2 separate regions of the Homo sapiens genome follow, and region 2 is linked to region 1. A link is a contact called in ENCODE Hi-C data. All regions are on one chromosome and are shown on one strand. The core of a region is the stretch at or near the end of the contact, and the rest is flanking DNA. Distances in the headings are between cores, read along the strand shown. Region 1 overlaps MAMDC2 (MAM domain containing 2). Region 2 overlaps KLF9-DT (KLF9 divergent transcript).

Region 1 (5,961 bases), core at 2,118-4,617:
TATAAATATTCAGTGCTCTTCAGGTACAAGATGTACAAGTACCACAAATTAAAACAAACTTGGCTTATCAGAAGTGAAAGCCTTCTTCCTTTTAAACCACGTATTTTCAGATATTTAAGCTTGGCAAGACATTTGCAGATATGTAAGCTTTACTTGCACTGCCTATTTGTCATTTCCTTACACAAATCTCTGTTGCATCTTAAATAGAAATAATAGGCTGGATTCAGTGGCTCACACCTGTAATCCCAGCACTTTGGGAGGCCAAGGTGGGGGATCACTTGAGGTCAGGAATTTGCGACTAGCCTGGCCAACATGGTGAAACTCCATCTCTACTAAAAATACAAAAATTAGCTGGTGTGGTGGCACATGCCTGTAATCCCAGCTACTCGGGAGGCTGAAGCAGGAGAATCGCTTGAACCTGGCAGGCGGAGGTTGCAGTGAGCCGAGATTGCACCACTGCACTCCAGTGGACAGAGCGAGACTCTGTCTCCAAATAAGAAAAAAAAATAGAATGAAAATGTGTTTTCATCTTTTTTTAAAAAAAATTTGCTTTTTTTGCCTTTAATTTTTAGTGTACTTTTTTTTGTCTTAACCTTTTCTTTTCTTAAATGGCAGAGATAGACACAATTATTTAGCTCAAAGAGACAATACAGTCTCATGGTGAAGAATCCACACTCCCTAGATTCAAATTCAACTCAATATAGCCTGGGCAAGTTACTTAACTTTTTTCACCGTGCCACCATTTCCTCATCTATCGGTGGGGATAATAATAATACCAATGTCCAGCTCATAGATTTGTTGTGAGGATTCAATGAATTATGGCTGGTATATAGAAAACATTGATAAGTATAAAGCTACTACTATTATTCTATTAGATACAGTATCACCATTCTAAAATTAAGAGCATTTGTAATCTATGTTGGAAAGGACTAGAATTCAGGATGAATTCTTGAGTTCTTACCTTGAGGAAAGAAGCCTCAGCCAGACTCAGGAATGTACTCATTGGAAACTTGGGCTTTAGGCAGATCAGTCACCCCACAGTGGGACTGGTGATCATGGTGAACCACATTTATTTGAGCACCTCCCGGGTTATGCTGAGGTGACACTGATGGTCAGGAAAACATGATACATTGTACTTTACATCAGAATTTAAAACAAAATAAACTAGGTGAGGGTCAGTATCTTCTACCTTCCCCAAATTACCAAAACACTAAAGACTTTCTAATAATAAATAAATCTGAAATTATTATTGTCAGTCATATTGATAACATCTACTTAATTGACAGCTGATCTTTAATAAACTCGATAAGGTTTTAATACTGAGCAGTACCTCAAATAGTCTAAACGAGGGCTCTTTTAAACATTTTACATTTGAATTTTAAAATTCAGCCTCTCAAGTTACCTCCTTCATATTGTATTTTGTAATGTACTTGTAATATGCTTCCAGAAACTTTTAGGTAAATTAAAGAGAAACGCCAATTTCATTTTTGGTCCCTTCCTTCAGCCTTTGTTCATCTATTCATAAGTAATATTCTCCAAGCTCACGTGCTCTCCCTCTGCCCCCCAACTTATTAATTTTTTTTAAATATTGTCTGTGTGCATTCTCTCCAGAATTGCTGGCTGTTGATACTCTTTCTCATCAACTCCCCAAATGGAAATGCTTTCAACCACTGCAGAAGTAAAAAATTACCCAAAGGCTGTATGATGCAAACTCTTTCTTTGGCTTTATCTTACTGATAAGAATAAAAATAACACCTCACGTATGTATAGAATATTAAGGTTCACAAAACACTTTGTGTCTCCACCGCCTTCATTAACCTCACCACAATCCAGGGAAATAAGTAAGGCATATGACAATTCAGCTCAGAGAAGTTAAATAAGCAGTCATTTCAATCCTACGAAATTAGAAGATCATAAAAATATTTTCACCAAAACCCTAGACTTATGATTCATGCTTGGTTCCTTAGCTAATTATTTCTACTTGCATGGAAAAAAAATAGAGTAAATTCTGAATTCTGGAACCCCTGGGCTGTAGCACAGACTCTTCAATCAGGGAATTTTCTGATTTGTGAAAGGAAACTATGACATCTTACGTAAATCAAGTACTACTCTCGAGTTTTCCTTCATCTCACGGTTGGTCTTCCTTACAAGGAATAGATACTTAAAACATATGGTAAAGCACACACTATTAACCCAACACAATCCAAGTTAACTCTATCAAAACCAGTACCAAAAAGGCCTCTCATTCTGACCTTCTGAAAACTGTCTGTGGAGGAATTCCACTAGGTCCTTTTTCATTTCCTGTTTATAGAGTTCTGGACGGTGGATATTTGGCATTAAAAGGTTAGTATAAATAAATGACCATTGATATGCAAATATTTAATTGATCATGATTTTTTGAAGGCCTTGCAAATAGCAACACTATTTATCGAAATACTTTTTAGTGATGTTATATATTTATATCTCAGAATATTTACCTTAAAAAGGAGGGAGGAAAAAATTGACTGTAGAAATGGCAGAAAAATATATTCTGCTATAGAATATATGTAGGAAAATAGGCAAATAAGAAATGGGATAAGACAGTAAGTACAGTAGGCAAGGATCTATGACAAATCAATACCTATAAAGATGGACCCAAAATAGACTGAAGTTTGAATATAATTCAGTACTCAACTTGCAGGCCACAAGACTATATCATAGATGAAATATATTGTTATAAGATCTTCTTGTCTCTCTAATCAATCAAACATTCAATTAGTAGGAAGTTACTGAACACCTACTATGTGCTTAGCCATGCATATTCAATGATGCAAATCTCTGGATGTTGCTCAACACCTACAGATATTTATACTACATTGCAGTGAGTGGGGTTTTGTAGAGCTGATGGCTCAAACTCCCTACCTTTTACCTTACTTCTTTAAAACAATAGGCTCAGATTAAGATAAGGAAACTCCGCTCTCCAAAAAAGAGGGTGATTCCTCAAACTGTTGATAAGGACTGAGCCAAATTTTCTTTTCTTAGCAGTGGAGCTAAAAAGTCTATAAGGCCACATGGAGTTAGCCTTTTTCTCTTTCTCTTTCCACATGCCTGGAGTGAAAAGGTCCAGGACCAGTCTTCCATAGGATAAAGATAGACCTTGCTTTTTCTCCTCCCAAGGAGCAGTCAGGCCCATGCCCATTTTGTGCCTGGATATTTCTTAGGAAGCTCAAGAAATCACAGAGTTACTGGCCAAGGAAGGATTTAGGTATTAGTGAATCTCCCACATAGTATGTTGGTTTCTAACAATGCACAGTGAAAATACAACCTCACTCACCCTACGCTATTTCCAAAGTTCAGCTCATCCCTTTTGCAAACACCTCCCCCTGAGTGGGATCTTGGAGCAGTTTCAGGCAGGGTTGCAAAAAGACACATTGAGACTGTTATTCTTAGTTGAGGAATATGTCAAGAGGAATAAATTCTTCTTCAGCCAAGATCATGCTGACATGAAAACGATGTCCTAGGAAACAAGGCGAGAACAACCAAAAGAACAAATGTTTCTGGCTGAAATTCTTCTCCAACTCTTCCTGTAACTCTTCAGGAGCAAGAAATTCCAGAAAGCAAAGCCATTCCCTCCCAGGTGCTAAAGTGTGGATAGGGACCAATGCTAAATATTGACAATCATCTTCAAAAAGTTCTCCATCTCAGGAGTTGGAACCTTTTCCCTTTTCTATTTTGAAACAAACTTTGGACTATTTTTAGCCTCTACTAGCCATTAAGGAACAAAGTAGCTTTCAATGTTAAAACTTATCAGGTATCCTATTCTAAATAAATTATCCAAAGACTATGCATATTTAAAAATTTGCTTTTGACCCTATCGTCTATAAAGTGTTTACAATGACAAGCCTTGGCTGTTTGATACACAAAAACTTTGAGGCTCCTGAGGCTTATGTTAACATTACGTTAGCCAACAAAGCAGGTGGAGATAACAGCTGCATAAGAAAGTTGTGCTATAATTTGAGAAACACTTAAAATACCTGTGGCTATAATAAATATAATTACTATTAATAATCATGTGGCTCTTTACACTTGACCAGGAAAGTAATAACTATGTTAACAGAAAAACAAAACAGGAACAACAAGAATAATAACTCTTTTGGTGTGCATGCAACTGAAATGGCACACATGAGATGAAAAATCTGTGACAGAAAGAGAAGGTACTGTCCAGGGGATTCATAAGCCAAGGCTGAATCTCGGGTTTCCTCAGCTTATTCCTCTCTTGTGCACACACAATCCTTCTACCGGGTTCTGCCCCTTCCAAGCAATAGCAAATTCTTCCACACTGTTGTTTGCTGCAATCACATTGAACCATTCTTTCATTGGAATAAATTTTGTTACCTATTTTTGAGGCTTTGCCTTATATCTGCCTTGCTTTACCTAACTTTTAAATCATACCCATTCATTACAGCATTGTAATGTCTACCTCTTTAAGAAAACTTTTCTGCTGTCCTCTGTCCCCTAATAAAACTCTTCCGTTCTTTGGACCTGGAGACATGCTTGTATCTGTCCTGTTGCACATATCACATTTGTCCTGGAATTTAGATGTTTGTTTCCTGTTCCCTATTGCCTTTTTTTTTTTTTTTTTTTGTGATGGAGGGAGTCTCACTCTGTCAACCAGGCTGGAATGCAGTGGTGCGATCTCACTGCAACCTCTGCCTCCCGGGTTCAAGCAATTCTCCTGCCTCAGCCTCCCGAGTAGCTAGGATTACAGGTGCCTGCCACCACGCCCGGCTAATTTGTTGTTGTTGTTGTATTTTTAGTAGAGATGGGGTTTCACTGTGTTGGCCAGGCTGGTCTCAAACTCCTACCTCAAGTGATCTACCCACCATGGCCTCCCAAAGTCCTGGGATTACAGGCATGAGCCACTGTACCTGGCCCCCTATTGGCTTTTAGTCTTTTGAAGAAAAGGTCCCTGCCTCCACTGTCATTGAATCCTATCCAGCCCAGTGCTCCCTACCCCCACAGAGGAGGTGCTCAATAAATGCTGTTGCACTTGATCCCCAACTCCAGGCTGTGCCTCAAATACAGGCTACTCTAGATGCAGAGTGATTATCGTGCCTTTTAAGAAGTAGCATCTGTGCCCAGAATACTCATAAAATAGCCCTTTGCCTATTTCACAAGCTAACCAAAATAAATATTTTTATAGTCTCTCATACTTTTGAGATGTCAAAACCATCAAGCTTAACTCTTCTCTGGATTCTCTTTATAAGTCCTATACCAGCTCACGATGGTAGCATGCTTTAAAGTTTGTAATTTGTATCAGCTCAGACGAGTTCATTTGAGCCACACAGGACTCTTTATGGGATACACAGATTAGGGATTCTCTTCATTTTAAAGATGTTGAAAATAAAATGTAGACAAGTCCTTGTATAAGATCACATGGCTCAGCACATTCAGACCTGCATGGGGCTGCCCAAGGTGGCACACTGAGGTCTGCTTCTCTGATCTAGTGACTCAATGAGGAGTTTTTGTCATGGCAACACCACACTGGTGGGCCATACTGGCAGGCAGGCCTATTGCACCTAGAAAGAGTGTCTAAGAGATGTTTTCCTCATAAACAATGTGATTTTCTTAAATTATCCAAATGAGCTGCATCTCCCACTTACATCACCGAACTGAAAGATCCTATCCTTAGATAATAAACACATGTAAGATCATACCAGCCAATGACTGGCCCCTAGGATCACCTGAGCTCCTTTTCAGATGAAAGAGCTTGGAATCAATTACTTTTTGCTCACTGTACACTTTTTGTCCTGTACTTGATAACTTTGCTGAAGGTAGGGATATGGGCAACCTTTTTCCTAAAATGTGTAAGGTAAATGAGTTCCACTGCAGAGCCATTTGATGGGATTGTTGGTAGCTGCCCGGAAATCTACTGGAAGCTGTATCTGAGCAAGCAGAAAAGAGTATCCTGACAATATCTAT
Region 2 (5,961 bases), core at 1,308-3,807, 410 kb before region 1:
ATTTGCATTTTAAATACTATGTTATGGATCATGTGTGTGAGTATGTATTTCTGCCTCTCCCACTGGACAATAAAGTCTTTGAAGGCAGTCAACATATCTTACTCATCTCTCAACCCCTAGATTCCAGTCACCAACTTAAACATAGCAAGCATTCAGGGGGGCATTTATAGAATGAATGAACTATTTAATATTCTGATGGCATGTTGACACGTGACTTTTCAACAACAAAAGTCACAGGGGGAGGCTGAGGCAGGTGGATCACGAGGTCAGGAGATCGAGACCATCCTGGCTAACACAGTGAAACCCTCTACTAAAAATACAAAAAATTAGCCAGGCATGGTGGTGGGCGCCTGTAGTCCCAGCTACTCGGGAGGCTGAGGCAGGAGAATGGTGCGAACCTGGGAGGCGAAGCTTGCAGTGAGCCAAGATCGTGCCACTGCACTCCAGCCTGGGCGACAGAGTGAGACTCCATCCCAAAAAAAAAAAAAGAAAAAGAAAAAAGTCACAGGGAATCTCTGGGAACTAGCCCCATCTCAGAGTAAGGACTCCTTTCTAGAGATTTCCTTATTACCAGCAGTCAGCAAAAACCATAAGACAGCAGCCCCAAACTATGAAGCAGGTGGTAGAACTGAGAATTTAGGAGAAAAATCTCTCATTGGTGCAACAGCATAACACTGGACACTTACGGATGACTCTGCAAGTATACAAGACAAGCCTTATGCTCCTTTCACCAATCAAGCTCGGAAGATGTGACTTTCCCTGTATCACAGGAGCACCCCTAAGTAGAAGGAGACTCAAACCCACACCTCACACTTCAGATCCACAGCTCACACTTCAAAGTTGTGCTCTTCCTGCTTCACCAGTGAGTGTTTGGTGAATTTTACTCCAAAGAAAGGAATCCACTATCATTAAAAACTAATAATAGTACATTGGAAAATCACTGCATTGCACCATTCTGTCTATGCTATAAAGGTCTCCCACTCAGATCGTCCAAGCAACCCCCTAAACAACTGGAGACTCAACCCTATGACTAGGTGAAGATGGCTTTGGTTTTTTTGGTTGTTTTTTCCTGTGGACCTCATCTAACTTGAAAGTTGTGGGTTTTGTTTGTTTGTTGTTGCTTGAGATGGGGTCTTGCTATATGAGGATGGTTTTTGAAAAGGTATTTCCAACCACCTTACTTTACCAAGCATTAACAGCTTTTCTCATTGGTCATTTATATGGAGGCCAGTGACCCAAAATCCTTACAATCAATTATTTCCAGTTATAACAGCAAACTGGGAACACTATTTGGAATATTGTAATAGCTTGAACAACTGAGAGAGAAGTCACCAGCACAAGGGGCCTTACCTTTCCTTTAAAGGAAAATAACTTTTATTACCGTTACTCCCTGAACACCTAAGAAGAAAAAAAGAAATTGAAGAGAGACAGTGACAGACTCGTTAATTTCCAAAGTTGATGCCAAGTCCTGTCTTAGAAAACGGACATCACAGGCGCTTTGCTCTTTCAGGAAGTGTAATGCTTGGGATGGTCAATTTTGAGTAGCGAAAAAGCAAATGGTCTAGGCCAAAATCCGAGAGATCACCACGATTTCAACGATTTGGGGGTTATCTTCCCTGTCTTTTCCCTCTTTGTCTGTGTGGTTCCTCAAACAAAGTGGGTTGGAAAAGTTCAAACTCAGTTCACAGAAGAGAACATTCTGTACTGGCACAACAGGCTGGGCTGCTCTGTGTAAAACAAGATCAACAGCATGATCTCAGCTGCCGCGGCGGCAGCAGCAGGCACCACGCCGCCGACCCACAGCCCGGCGTTTGAATGCAGGGCTGTCAAAGACGATCTCTGGACAGTACACTGCGAAGGTGGGGACCCACACATACACACACACACACGCACACGGTACGTCAGAAATGACTTTCTGCCCCTTGTAGTTCAATTGTTACTTCCTCTCCCCAGAGGGTCAAGAAAGTTGTTTAGATTTTTCTCTTTGGAGAGTAATTACAGCTGCAACATTTCCAAGGGAACAACCCCCTGCGTGTGCACTTCAGCTCTGGCATTGATTGGGGCTTTTCAATCTGTTTGGATGTTACTGTAATCAGATGACAGCAGTAATACTAAGTACATTGCTGCCCGGGCTTAGGGAGGGAGGCAGTGAGGGAGGAAAGAGGGGATAGAGGATCAAGTTCATTGTTACCCTAACCCCCACTCCCAGCTTTTCTATTTTCTTCTGGATCCAAAGCTTTTTCCTCCTTTGTCTAGAATTTAAAGTGCAATTCAACACATACTTATCGAGTGTTTATTTTGTGCCAGGGCCTGTCCCTAGAATAATACTAGTAGCAAGGTTGTTCTAGTGAAGTGAAATCTGGCCCTCACACCCATCAGAAGAGGAAGGACAGGAAAAGGGAAAGCTGTGTATGGAGACAGGTGGCAAGGCGGGAGGGGAGGGCTGCCAGAATGAAGGATGGACAGGCCTGAATATGGGTGGGTGTTTTAAAGTATGACAAAGCAGACATCTGGAACGGGGCTGCTTTTGCATTGCCCTTTCTACGTTGACTTCAAGCCTATTTGCAAGAGGAAAAAAATGGCAAGAATGCACAACTGCCCGCCCCAGGAGGGATGGAACTGCACCTCAGCCTTCTTTAAAGGTTCCTGTTTCCCCGCTGCTGTGGCAGGAGCAGAGACCAGCAGGAGGTGAGCAGGGCACAGAGGGGCCTCACAGAGAAACAGAAAGAGGATAATCAGGGCCTCCTAGGCAGTGGCTTTGAATCCTAATTTGTTGGGTGAACCTCAGGCAAGTTTCTCAGATTTGTGCCCATGAGTCTCTGCGCTGTCAGCTATTAACTGGGGAGAGTCTACCTATTAGTAGAACTATTGTGGGATTTAAGGAAATAATATCTCCCTTTGCTTGGCAGACACTAGGTATTTAATAAATAGTAACCATTGTTATTATTAATGTAAGTACTATTCAGAGAAAGCTGTTAACCTGGTGTCAATTAAGAATTTGCACCAATGTGACCTCTGAAATGTTTTCTTGCCCACGTATTTTCACAATTTATTTACTTAGTGAATGTCTATGGAGCACCTGTTTGTAGCCCTGTGCTCTATTCCAGGCACGGCAGGAGGCACTGGGGCAACAACAGTCTTGTCCTGGAGAGCTTCCTCACCTTTCCAGGGAGGGCAGTTTACACAGGGCAGCAAACCCTGGGTGGCAGACCAGCGCTTCCTCACTGCCTACCTTCTGTCATGTTCAAGCTTGTTTCCTCTAGGTCCAAGATCATCTCTATGATTGTGACCAGCCATCCCATAGGAAAAGAAGCTTCCAGAGATACTGGGGAACAAGGATTGTTCAGGGACAGCCCTGATGTGAGACACTTCTCAGAACTGTTCTTCCAGAATGTAAACACCCTTTCCCTTTCTCACTTCAGGACCAGAGCTCCTGCCAAGACTTTGAAAAACAAGTTACACAAGCACCTTTGGGGAGGTTGGCCATGCCACACCACAGCTGTAGCTACATGGGAGAGGAGGAGGGAGCTGGCCTCAAGGACTTAGTCAGGGACAATACTTCCACCCCTAAACACAAGTTCACAGGTCCAAGAGTCCAGTAGAACACAAGCCCTTGGACCACCACACCATGCCCCAGCCTGTGGCCCAAGGAGTCAGTCACTGAGGATAATTTCGCAGACTCCCCTGCCACCATCACTGACAGATCCCAGAGTTCAAAGAGTAATCAATCGCCTGTCATTAGAGCCAGTGCTCAGGCCCAGGTGGGGCTTTCTTGGAACTGGTCACTGGGATATCTTAAATTCTTTTTTTTTTTTTTTTTCCAGACAGGGTCTCACTCTGTCACCCAGGCTGGAGGGCAGTGGAGTGATCATGACTTGCTGCAGCCTCAACCTCCTGGGCTCAAGCAATCCTCCCACCTCAGCCTCCCAAGTAGCTAGAACCACAGGTGCACGCCACTATGCTCAGCTAATTTTTTAGTTTTTTGTAGAGACGGGGGTTTTGCCACGTTACCCAGGCTAGCCTCGAACTCCTGAGCTCAAGCAAACTCCTGGTCTTGAGGAGTTCCTGGGCTCTTTCTACCTTGGCCTCCCAAAGTGCTGGGATTACAGGCCTGAGCCACCATGCCTGGCCTTAAGTTTTTTCTTCCCTGGGGAGATCACCTCCCTTCACTTCCCTGACCAGACCTCCCTCACAGAAGGCCCTATTTAAAATTTTGGCAGCAAAGAGCCTGTCTCAAAAACACTTCTCTCCCAATTGAAGTTATTTGCCAAGGGCTAGTGCCAACTCCAGCCAGTCGTAGATGGAATTTCTCAGGCCAGAGTGTGCCTGGGGCAGTAAATGCAAAACCTTAAGGATCTGACCTGGACCAAGCTAAATAAATCCAGGGACTGGGCATGTAACCAAGATCTCAGAAGGAGTAAATGAAGGGGAGTTCTCAGAGAATTAAGCAAGAGTTTGCACCAACCCACACACACCTGGTGGGAGCAAAGACCTAACAGAATGACATTTGTTGATCACACATAATGTATCAAGTACTTTACATACATTCTCTCATTTCAACCCCACAGTAATCCTGTAGAGTAGGTGTTGATATCATCCCTGTTATAGATAAGAAACCAAGACTCAAAGAGCTTAAATAACTTGTCCGAGATCATGCAGCCATGGACATGGCAGAGCTGGCACTTAAACCCAAGTCTATCCAAGGTTGAAAGCCCAGATTCCTTTGATTACACTATTCTGCCTCCCTGTATGCAAGAATCTTCTTTCATTTTTAAAAAAGTTTTTTCAAAAGAAAATGTTTTTCAGAATTGTGCTCCAGAGACTCTTATTAGAATACAGGTAGAATCATCTTGTATATTTATCTTGATTTTTTAGAGACTGAGATCTCAAGTTGAAGTTCTGAGACCAAGTCCCACTCTCCAGTCTCATGTAGTTTACCCTATCTCAGTATACATAATCAGCAATAGTTATTGAACATCCACAAGATCTTCTACTATGTTCTATAGGGGATAGAAAGGTGAGTTAAGCATGTCTCCTGCCCTCAAGGAAATTATAGTCTGTCTGAATAGGATAGGTTGTGCTGCAGTAACAAATAACCTCTGTATCTGAATGGCCTAACGAAAAAAAGGTATGTTTACTGCCTTCACCAGATGCCCATTGTGAATCAGCTGGGTCCTCACCCGAGGACCCAGTCTAATGGGCAATCTGCCACATATCTCAAACATTGCTAATCACCATGCCAGGGGAAGGAAAGTGTGGTCGATCGCTCACCAGCTCTTAACACTTCTTCCCCTGTAAGCTTCTTTTCCAAAGGGACTCATGCCAATTCTGCTCATATTTCATTGGCCAAAGCAAATCGGCCACACACAATGCCAAGTTATATACAAACCTACCACAAGTCTGGAAGTGGAGGAAACCTTGAAAAATTTGGTGAATAGCCCTAATAATGACCATAGTCTGAGAAGAGGAATGGCTTCAAAGCCTCATCCCCCACATTCCACAACAGAGCAAGCCAAATAACTAAGTGCCCTTAGAGTGGGTGCTTTCAAGGCTTATATATATCCCAAGGACTCAACAGAGATTCATGCCTGGGCTAGAGACCTCAATGAAGTATCCTGAGGGGTAAGGCCTATGTTGAGTCTTGAAGAGTGGGAAGGATTTGGCTGGACCTGCAAGACCAGACGAGTTACATCCACCTTCAATTTCAATAGGGTGATGGTAACCCACCACCAATCACCCTCATAAATGACATAGATTACTCCAGGCATGAAGGGACAACCCAAAGGAACACCTGAAGGAAAGAATATGCAGTGTGGGCTTAAGGGAAAGAAGGTCCATCATTGCTGAGCAGAGTGCTGGAGTCAAGGAGAAATGGCAGTTGAGGCCAAGGCATTAATTGAGAAGACGTAGAAAATGTTCAAACGGGAGAAAACCATGATTAGAGTAGAACTTTATGGATTC

What was found. Hi-C counts contacts between places; a loop is a spot of excess contacts on that map. Pooled maps may share reads with other maps.
Region 2: a map of sigmoid colon shows a loop between it and region 1 (3-fold over the local background). The contact joins two enhancer-like sites. A Hi-C loop is called at or near these places in 2 of 168 maps with a recorded cell type or tissue (prostate gland and sigmoid colon) and 2 of 50 pooled maps.

Annotation. Positions count from the first base shown.
Region 1 is chr9:70,067,388-70,073,348 of GRCh38, reverse strand. The region is part of intron 2 of MAMDC2 (MAM domain containing 2); the gene reads right to left. Among named protein-coding and RNA genes, the nearest start is that of MAMDC2, 27 kb to the right of the region's middle. Within about 2 kb of position 3,367, at least 4 of the 41 ENCODE cell types and tissues checked have a DNase peak (open chromatin) inside an H3K27ac peak, as active enhancers do; they include sigmoid colon, where a contact is called at or near this core.
Region 2 is chr9:70,476,652-70,482,612 of GRCh38, reverse strand. All of the region lies in intron 3 of KLF9-DT (KLF9 divergent transcript), which reads right to left. Among named protein-coding and RNA genes, the nearest start is that of KLF9, 65 kb to the right of the region's middle. Within about 2 kb of position 2,557, at least 28 of the 41 ENCODE cell types and tissues checked have a DNase peak (open chromatin) inside an H3K27ac peak, as active enhancers do; they include sigmoid colon, where a contact is called at or near this core.